Linked DNA regions of Homo sapiens: all the other regions are linked to region 2. The links are chromatin contacts, found by Hi-C or POLR2A ChIA-PET in ENCODE. All regions are on one chromosome and are shown on one strand. The core of a region is the stretch at or near the end of the contact, and the rest is flanking DNA. Distances in the headings are between cores, read along the strand shown. Region 1 overlaps SLC38A4-AS1 (SLC38A4 antisense RNA 1). Region 2 overlaps SLC38A4-AS1 (SLC38A4 antisense RNA 1). Region 3 overlaps SLC38A4-AS1 (SLC38A4 antisense RNA 1).

Region 1 (2,730 bases), core at 150-2,649, 44 kb before region 2:
TGGCCATTGTGACAGCCTCTCACTATGTGACAGTCATTTCACACAGAGTGAGTTCTAAGGTATAACACATCTTCTTTTTTTGTTTTTTTTTTTTTTTTTTGAGATGGAGTTTCACTTTTGTTGCCCAGGCTGGAGTGTAATGACACAATCTCAGCTCACTGCAACCTCCACCTCTCGGTTCAAGCGATTCTCCTGCCTCAGCCTCCCAAGTAGCTGGGATTACAGGCATGCACCACCACACTTGGCTAAATTTTTGTATTTTTAGTAGAGACGGGGTTTCTCCATGTTGGTCAGGCTGGTCTCGAACTCCTGACCTCAGGTGATCCACCCACCTCGGCCTCCCAAAGTGCTGGGATTACAGGCATGAGCCACCATGCCCGGCCTGGTATAACACATCTTCCAAGACAAGACATCTGTGGGAGTCACTAGACAGCCTCTGGTGGGAACAAGAAGTATTTCAAGAACCAGCTTCATCATAATTGTCCTTCAGTGACTCTGCACAGAGCCAAAATATCACCTTTCTTTACTCCAGAATAGATGGCCCCTCCTCCAGTCACTCCTGTCAAAACTCTGTACTCCACACCCTTCCCTAGGATTCCTCCAAATCCTCACAATCAGATAAAAGCACTGCCTTTGCTCAACCTCCATAGCATTATGTATCTATTGGATATTTTAAATATTCAATTTGCATTACAAATGTGTAATTGTTTAATCTCTTTATTAACTGGTAAAAAGGCAAGAACATTTTTTTAACCACCCCAGGACCTAGTGCTATACCTTGACCTAGTAGGAACTCGGTATTTGCCACTACTAAATACAGATGGTCTGCCACCATCACCAGTATGTTGCTAAGATTAATATTTATTTTTATTATCCTAATATATTTGAAAGCTTCAAAAAGAGACAGTGTAATAAATCCCAATACAAAAATTTGCTAGGATTCAATTAGAGCTTTTATGCTTTTTTTTTTTTTTTTTAAAAAAAGATTACTTAGTCCAAAAATCTAGGATCTAAGGATTTTTTTATGTAAGTCATTGGATGTAAGCAGAAATATGTAATATGATAAAGCAACATTTAAATTATTAATAACAATTAACCATAGTAGAACAGAGTGCTTTTCTTTTTCTGCCACTGAAATGTACATTCTGTCCCTTTAGAGGATGGTTATGTAACATGCCATTGAAATCCTACCTGCCCCATCTCAAAACTGGTAGGGTGCCTGCTTGCCAACTCCAAATGTCTTACATTTCTTCTTCTATTTCATCCTAAGAATTACCCAGTCATTTTCATCAGGCTTCCATTCCAGGACTCCTCCTGTAGCCCAATGTTGCAAACAGGTGCAGTCAGCAAGGGTGCCAAGTGACAGGAGCCAATCCTGGAAATCAGAGTTAGAGAATCTCTCTCTCTCGCTCTCTCTCTCTCACACACACACACACACACATATGTACACACACACATGATACCCAAGCTAACCACAGTTATCAGAATCACTGAGTTGTGAAAATAGTTCATTTTGCAATCACTATGTTAATTAGTTAATCATTGCAAAGATTAGCGATGGTGACAACCTTTGGTTTGTGCTCCTTTAAACTAGTTAACTATGGAATGGAAAATCAAAATCACAGCTGAAAATGTCAGAGAGAGTTGCCTGTTTTCTTCACAAACACAGAGCCATAGACACTTCAACAACAAATGATTCCAGTGGGGCAATAGAGAAATGAAAGGCAGGATCACACGAGATTGGCTTCTGAGGTACCCACCTCTCCCATGGGGGCCTTAACTCTGATTTCTTATTCAGTGGGCCTGGGGATTTGGTTCAATCTCTTAGTTACACGGATGAGGTTATACAGATGAGAAGAGATCCATGCAGCACACACATCCTGGGAGCCTACAGAGCCAGTGCTTCTGAAACAGTGAGGAAATCAGGGGTTGCTCAGCAGACAGTTTGGGAGGAAGCAGGAAGCCAGGAACACTGAGTCTTATTCATTTTCTTTAATGCAAGGTAGTAGAGCACATAACAGGGCAGGAGTTCTCCAAGTGTGGACCCCAGACAGGACCAGCAGCATCAGCATCACCCTCAAATGTGTTAGAAGAGCAAATTCTTGGATCCTACTCTGGATCTATTGAATCACAAATTCTGGAGTTGGAATGCAGAAATCTATGTTTAAACAAACTCTTCAGATGTTTTTGATGCATTCCAATGTTTGAGAACCCTGCAACAGGAGATAGTCAGTAATCATTTGTATTGCCTTTTGAGAAAGCTCAACTTGCTTCTAGATATGGGTGGACCTAGATCTGGAAACTCACTGAAGACCTCACTGCCAATAGACTGTGAAGGTCATAGTGAGAATTTGAGAATTCCTATCTCTTTCCTATCCAGAGTAACTGATCAGTTCTCACAGTTTCCAGGAATGGACATCCCGCTGAGTTCCCTCCATTAGGACCTGCTGTGGGACAAAGTTGCCTACATCATTATCATCATCACCATCACCACCAGCATCATCATCATCACTGCCAACATTTACACAGTGGTTGCTATTTGCCAAGCACAATTATTAGAACTTTATAAATATTTATCCACTTAATCTTCACACACACACACACACATCATGAGGTTGTACTATATTTGTATTCTCCCCATTATACAGATGAGGGGACTGAAACAAAGAAAGATTAAGTGATCCTTCAATAATTTCACCACCCCTAAGGGTCAGAACAGGGTTTTGAACC
Region 2 (2,822 bases), core at 118-2,617:
AATACCTAGGAATACAACTTACAAGGGAAATGAAGGACCTCTTCAAGGACAACTACAAACTACTGCTCAAGGAAATCAGAGAGGACACAAACAAATAGAAAAACATTCCATGCTCATGGAAGGGAAGAATCAATATCACGAAAATGGCAATACTACCCAAAGTAATTTATAGATTCAATGCCATTCCCATCAAGGTATTGTTGACTTTCTTCACAGAATTAGAAAAAAACTACTTTAAATTTCATATGGAACCAAAAAAGAGCCTGCATAGCCAAGACAATCCTAAGCAAAAAGAACAAAGCTGGAGGCATCACACTACCTGACTTCAAACTGTACTGCAAGGCTACAGTAATGAAAACAGCATGGTACTGGTACCAAAACAGATATATAGACCAATGGAACAGAACAGAGCCCTCAGAAATAACGCCACGCAACTACAATCACCTGATTTTCAACAAACCTGACAAAAACAAGCAATAAGGAAATAATTCCCTATTTAATAAATGGTGCTGGGAAAACTGGCTAGCCATATGCAGAAAACTGACCCTTCCTTACACCTTATTCAAAAATTAACTCAAGATGGATTAAAGACTTAAACATAAAACCTAAAACTTTAGAAACCCCAGGAGAAAACCTAGGCAATACCACTCAGGACATAGGCATGGGCAAAGCCTTCATGACTGAAACACCAAAAGCAATGGCAATAAAAGCCAAAGCAGACAAATGGGATCAAATTAAACTAAAGAGCTTCTGCACAGCAAATGAAACTATCATCAGAGTGAACAGGCAACCTGTTCAGAATGGGAGAAAATTTTTGCAATCTGCCCATCTGACAAAGGGCTAATATCGAGAATCTACAAGGAACTTAAACAAATTTACAAGAAAAAAATGAACAACTCCATCAAAAAGTGGGTGAAGGACCTGAACAGATACTTCTCAAAAGAAGACATTTATACACTCCACTTCCAAGAGGGGCAAATAGGAACAGCTCCGGTGTGCAGTTCCCAGCAAGATCGACAGAGAAGTTGGTTATTTCTACATTTCCAACTGAGGTACCTGGTTCATCCTGGGACTGGACAGTGGGTGCAGCCCATGGAGGGTGAGCTGAAGCAGGGCAGGTGTCGCCTCACCTGGGAAGCACAAGGGGTTAGGGGATTTCCCTTTCCTAGCCAAGGGCTGCTGTGACAGACTGTAACTGGAGAAACGGTACACTTCTGACAAAATACTGCACTATTCCCACAGTCTTAGCAACTGGCAGACCAGGAGATATTCTCCTGTGCCTAGCTTGGCAGGTCCCACTCCCACGGAGCCTTGCTCACTGCTAGTGCAGCAGTCTGAGATTGACCTGCCTTGCTGCAGCTGGATGGGGGGAGGGGTGTCCACCATTGCTGAGGCTTGAGTAGCTCACAATGTAAACAAAGAGGCCTGGAAGCAGGAACTGGGTGGAGCCCACCGCAGCTCAGCAAGGCCTACTGCCTCTATAGATTCCACTTCTGGGGGCAGGGCATAGTAGAACAAAAGGCAACAGAAAGCTTCTGCAGACTTAAACATCCCTGTCTGACAGCTCTGAAGAGAGCAGTGGTTCTCTCAGCATGGCGTTCGAGCTCCGAGAATGGACAGACTGCCTCCTCAAGCAGGTCCCTGACCCCTGTGTAGCCTGACTGGGAAACACCTCCCAGTAGGGGTCAACAGACACTCAAACAGGTAGGTGCCCATCTGTGACGAAGCTTCCAGAGGAAGGATCAGGCAGCAATATTTGCTGTTCTGCAGCCTCCACTGGTGATACCCAGGCAGACAGGGTCTGGAGTGGACCTCCAGCAAACTCCAACAGACCTGCAGCTGAGGGGTCTGACTGTTAGAAGGAAAACTAACAAACAGAAAAAAAATAGCATCAACATCAAAAAAAAGGACATCCACACCAAAACCCCATCTGTAGGTCACCAACGTCAAAGACCAAAGGTAGATAAAACCACAAAGATGGGTAGAAACCAGAGCAGAAAAGCTGAAAATTCCAGAAAGCACAGCAACTCTTCCCCTCCAAAGGATCACAGCTTCTTGCCAGCAACAGAACAAAACTGGATGGAGAATGAATTTGTTGAGTTTTCAGAAGTAGGCTTCAGAAGGTCGATAGTAACAAACTTCTCCGAGCTAAAGGAGCATGTTGTAACCTATCACAAGGAAGCTAAAAACCTTGAAAAAAGGTTAGACAAATGGCTAACTAGAATAAACAGTGTAGAGAAGACCATAAATGACCTGATGGAGTAGAAAACCATGGCACAAGAACCTCGTGATGGATGCACAAGCTTCAATAGCTGATTTGATCAAGTGGAAGAAAGGATATCAGTGACTGAAGATCAAATTAATGAAATAAAGCAAGAAGACAAGATTAGAGAAAAAAGAGTGAAAAAAAAACCAAACATAGCCTCCAAGAAATATGGGACTATGTGAAAAGACCAACTCTACATTTGATTGGTGTAATGGAAAGTGATGAGGATAGTGGAACCAAGTTAGACAACACTCTTCAGGATATTATCCAGGAGAACTTCCCTAATCTAGCAAGGCAGGCCAACCTTCAAATTCAGGAAATACATAGAACACCACAAAGATACTCCTCAAGAAGAGCAGCCCCAAGACACGTAATTGGCAGATTCACCAACATTGAAATGAAGGAAAAAATGTTAAGGGAAGCCAGAGAGAAAGGTCAGGTTACCCACAAAGGGAAGCCCATCAGACTAACAGCAGATCTCTTGGCAAAAACTCTACAAGTCAGAAAAGAGTGGGGGCCAATATTAAACATTCTTAAAGAAAAGAATTTTCAACCC
Region 3 (2,700 bases), core at 30-2,529, 36 kb after region 2:
GCGTGAGCCACCACGCCCAGCCTGACACACTCCTTTTGATGAAGGCGAAGCTGTTTGTCCAAGTGTTTGTTTGTTTGTTTGGTTGGTTGGTTGGTTTCTTTTTAGAGTTAAGGTACTGAGGTTAGAGCAAAAGACTCAGCTTTACTCAGCTGAAAAGGGGATAGGGATGATGTAGGAATTAAAAGGATACCAAAGCTACTTCTATTTTGTCAACGTATAACTAGGTTTAAAGGGCTTAGAGCACAGAAACCTAGTGACTAGGTTTCAATTTGAAGAGAAAAATTATTTAGAATGAAATGCAGTCAGCCACTGCATTGAACGATTGACAGTCCACTGAGGGAGACCTCCATCTTTTAACAGAAGACCTAGGAAGTGATACAAAATTTAAAAAAAGTTCCCATCTTTAGAGGAGCTTATCAATTGTCTGGGAACTGCCCATGAAATCGTCACAAAAATTTTCAAAGCAGTAAACCATAAAAAACAAGTGCATATGGCTTAATTAAACTTGGTAACGAATCACAGCCAGTATTTGTCAAATGTCAGGTACTGTATGATGTGCTTTACATACATTTCATCCCCGTTTCACGGGTGAACAAATTGATGCTCCAAGGGGCTTATGTACCTTGCCCAAGGTTACACATATGCTGGCTACAAATTCTACTCTCTCCCTCTCTCTACTATCACTCACTACCCATAAAAAATGTACTATCATTACTAAAAATGAAGGTAGTATAGTGGTGTGGAAAGTTACAAAATATTGTTAAATGACAAAAATCATACAAGTTGTATACATCACAACCATGAAAAGTTTATATGCAGGTAGGAGAGACTTGGAAGGAAACAGAGAAGTTCAAGAAGTTGTGTTAGGGTGGTAGGATTATGGAGGACACTTAGAAAGTTCTTTTATCTTGTTGCAAAATTAGGTAAAGTGTATTTAAATTAGATAGAAAGGTGTTGAAATCCATCAGGGAAGACTTCCTGGATAAAGGCACTTTTCATCACCGTTTCAGAAGGAAGGAGGGTTTCATGCTGGCCTTGAGGAGAAAGAAGTCATCAGAGCAGTGACAAGACAGTTAATTCAGCATTTCAAAGTATGCACAATAGTCACCTCCTTATTCTCAGTTTCAGTTACCCAGGATCAACTGCAGTGTGAAAATAGTAAATGGAAAATGTATAAACAATTCATAAGTTTTAAATTGCACGCCATTCTGAGTAGTGTGATGAAATCTTGTGTCATCCCATTCCACCCCTCCCAGGAAATGAATCATCCCTTTGTCCAGTACGCTGGTGCTGTACGGTACGTATGTACAGGAAAAAGCATAGCATATATAGGGTTCGGTACTAACTGCAGTTTCGGGCATCCACTGGGGGCCTTGGAACATATCTTCATGGTACCAGAGAAATTCATGTTAAACAAGTCTGCCATAACACAAAGATAGTTGTCAGGAAGGGTAAGCTGAGATGTCTGAATTTTACAAGTTAGAAAATGAGGAGTAACATGATGAAAGGATGTGAGAAAGTTTATTCTAACTGCTGTGTGGAGGATGGTTGAGAGGAAAGAGAGAACAGAACAGGGAGACCACAAGAAGACAGTGAAATGACAATGAGAAAGACATTTGGATGTGGTGTGAGCTGAGCATTGGAGCACAGCTATCTCAACTACCCCACAAATAGTCTCAGATAAATGCACCCACTGCTCAAAATTCCCACCCCCCACCTCCTTTTTTTTTTCTTCTTCTTTTTTTTTTTTCGAGATAGAGCCTCACACTGTCACCCGGGCTGGAGTGCAATGGTGCGATCTCGGCTCACCGCAACCTCTGCCTCCTGGGTTCAAGCGATTCTCCTGCCTCAGCCTCCCAAGTAACTGGGATTACAGGCACACACCACAACACCCGGCTAATTTTGTGTATTTTTAGTAGAGATGGGTTTTCACTATGTTGGCCAGACTGGTCTCGAACTCCTGACCTCGTGATCTGCCCAGCTTGGGCTCCCTAAGTGCTGGGATTACAGGCGTGAGCCACCGTACCCGGCCAAAATTCCCCTTCTTTAAAGTGAGGGTAGGGAACCTACAACCTTGGTAATCCCATGAGACTGTTACCACATTACACCAAGGTTGTCATAGGCATAAAGCTCTACAGGTACACAAATAATATGAAGAGAGAATACTCAAAGTATTTAAGTGTTGCCTTCCCTCTGCTCTTGAGGAACCCAGGAAGATTTTGAATGAGTCTTATATGAGTGGGTATGCATGCCACACCTATTAAACAGACAAACAATATAGTTAAAGTGAAATGCTCTGACTTGCATTTCATCAGTCATCAGCAGATAGAGCAGAGCTATAAGTTTGTCTACCTAGGATGGTGGGCAAATTGTTAAGAGGTAAATATATAAAAAACAGCTGCTATTTTAGAACCACACAACATAAGGGCTTTGCACATTCCCTTTTGTGTGACTTCAGACCATGGAATAAGCACATACTTTAGGAAGACGTGCTCTTGTTCTAATTATGGAAATGACTGAACTGATCAAATTACTGGCAGCATATCCTGCGTTACACCAAAGAAACAATTCCAACAAAGGGCTTTGATTTGATGATTGAAAATTGCCAGCCATTTCTGTGGGACTTTGAAGAAACGGAAAGCTCAACTGATGAGAAAAGCATAAACAAGGGCAGTGGAAGGTCGTTTAGCCTTTATTACC

The links. A loop is a pair of places that touch in the nucleus more often than their neighbours do. ChIA-PET counts read pairs that join two places held with the same protein, here RNA polymerase II (POLR2A). Pooled maps may share reads with other maps.
Region 1: a loop to region 2 is called in a map of breast epithelium, with 19 times the contacts of the local background. The contact joins two enhancer-like sites. A Hi-C loop is called at or near these places in 6 of 168 maps with a recorded cell type or tissue (CD8-positive, alpha-beta T cell, Right ventricle myocardium inferior, breast epithelium and 3 more) and 5 of 50 pooled maps. POLR2A ChIA-PET finds 5 or more read pairs at or near these places in 2 of 52 experiments (AG04450 and CD8-positive, alpha-beta T cell).
Region 3: a map of CD8-positive, alpha-beta T cell shows a loop between it and region 2 (2.4-fold over the local background). The contact joins two enhancer-like sites. A Hi-C loop is called at or near these places in 4 of 168 maps with a recorded cell type or tissue (CD8-positive, alpha-beta T cell, IMR-90, ascending aorta and 1 more), 1 of 37 single-sample maps with no recorded cell type and 3 of 50 pooled maps. POLR2A ChIA-PET finds 5 or more read pairs at or near these places in 8 of 52 experiments (CD4-positive, alpha-beta memory T cell, MCF 10A, Panc1 and 4 more).

What each region holds. Positions count from the first base shown.
Region 1 is chr12:46,628,705-46,631,434 of GRCh38, reverse strand. All of the region lies in intron 3 of SLC38A4-AS1 (SLC38A4 antisense RNA 1), which reads right to left. Among named protein-coding and RNA genes, the nearest start is that of SLC38A4, 200 kb to the left of the region's middle. Within about 2 kb of position 1,399, at least 3 of the 41 ENCODE cell types and tissues checked have a DNase peak (open chromatin) inside an H3K27ac peak, as active enhancers do.
Region 2 is chr12:46,584,601-46,587,422 of GRCh38, reverse strand. The region is part of intron 3 of SLC38A4-AS1 (SLC38A4 antisense RNA 1); the gene reads right to left. Among named protein-coding and RNA genes, the nearest start is that of SLC38A4-AS1, 200 kb to the right of the region's middle. RefSeq lists enhancers at 649-1,403, 1,404-2,158. Within about 2 kb of position 1,367, at least 5 of the 41 ENCODE cell types and tissues checked have a DNase peak (open chromatin) inside an H3K27ac peak, as active enhancers do.
Region 3 is chr12:46,548,535-46,551,234 of GRCh38, reverse strand. All of the region lies in intron 3 of SLC38A4-AS1 (SLC38A4 antisense RNA 1), which reads right to left. Among named protein-coding and RNA genes, the nearest start is that of SLC38A4-AS1, 170 kb to the right of the region's middle. RefSeq lists an enhancer at 1,121-1,270. Within about 2 kb of position 1,279, at least 7 of the 41 ENCODE cell types and tissues checked have a DNase peak (open chromatin) inside an H3K27ac peak, as active enhancers do.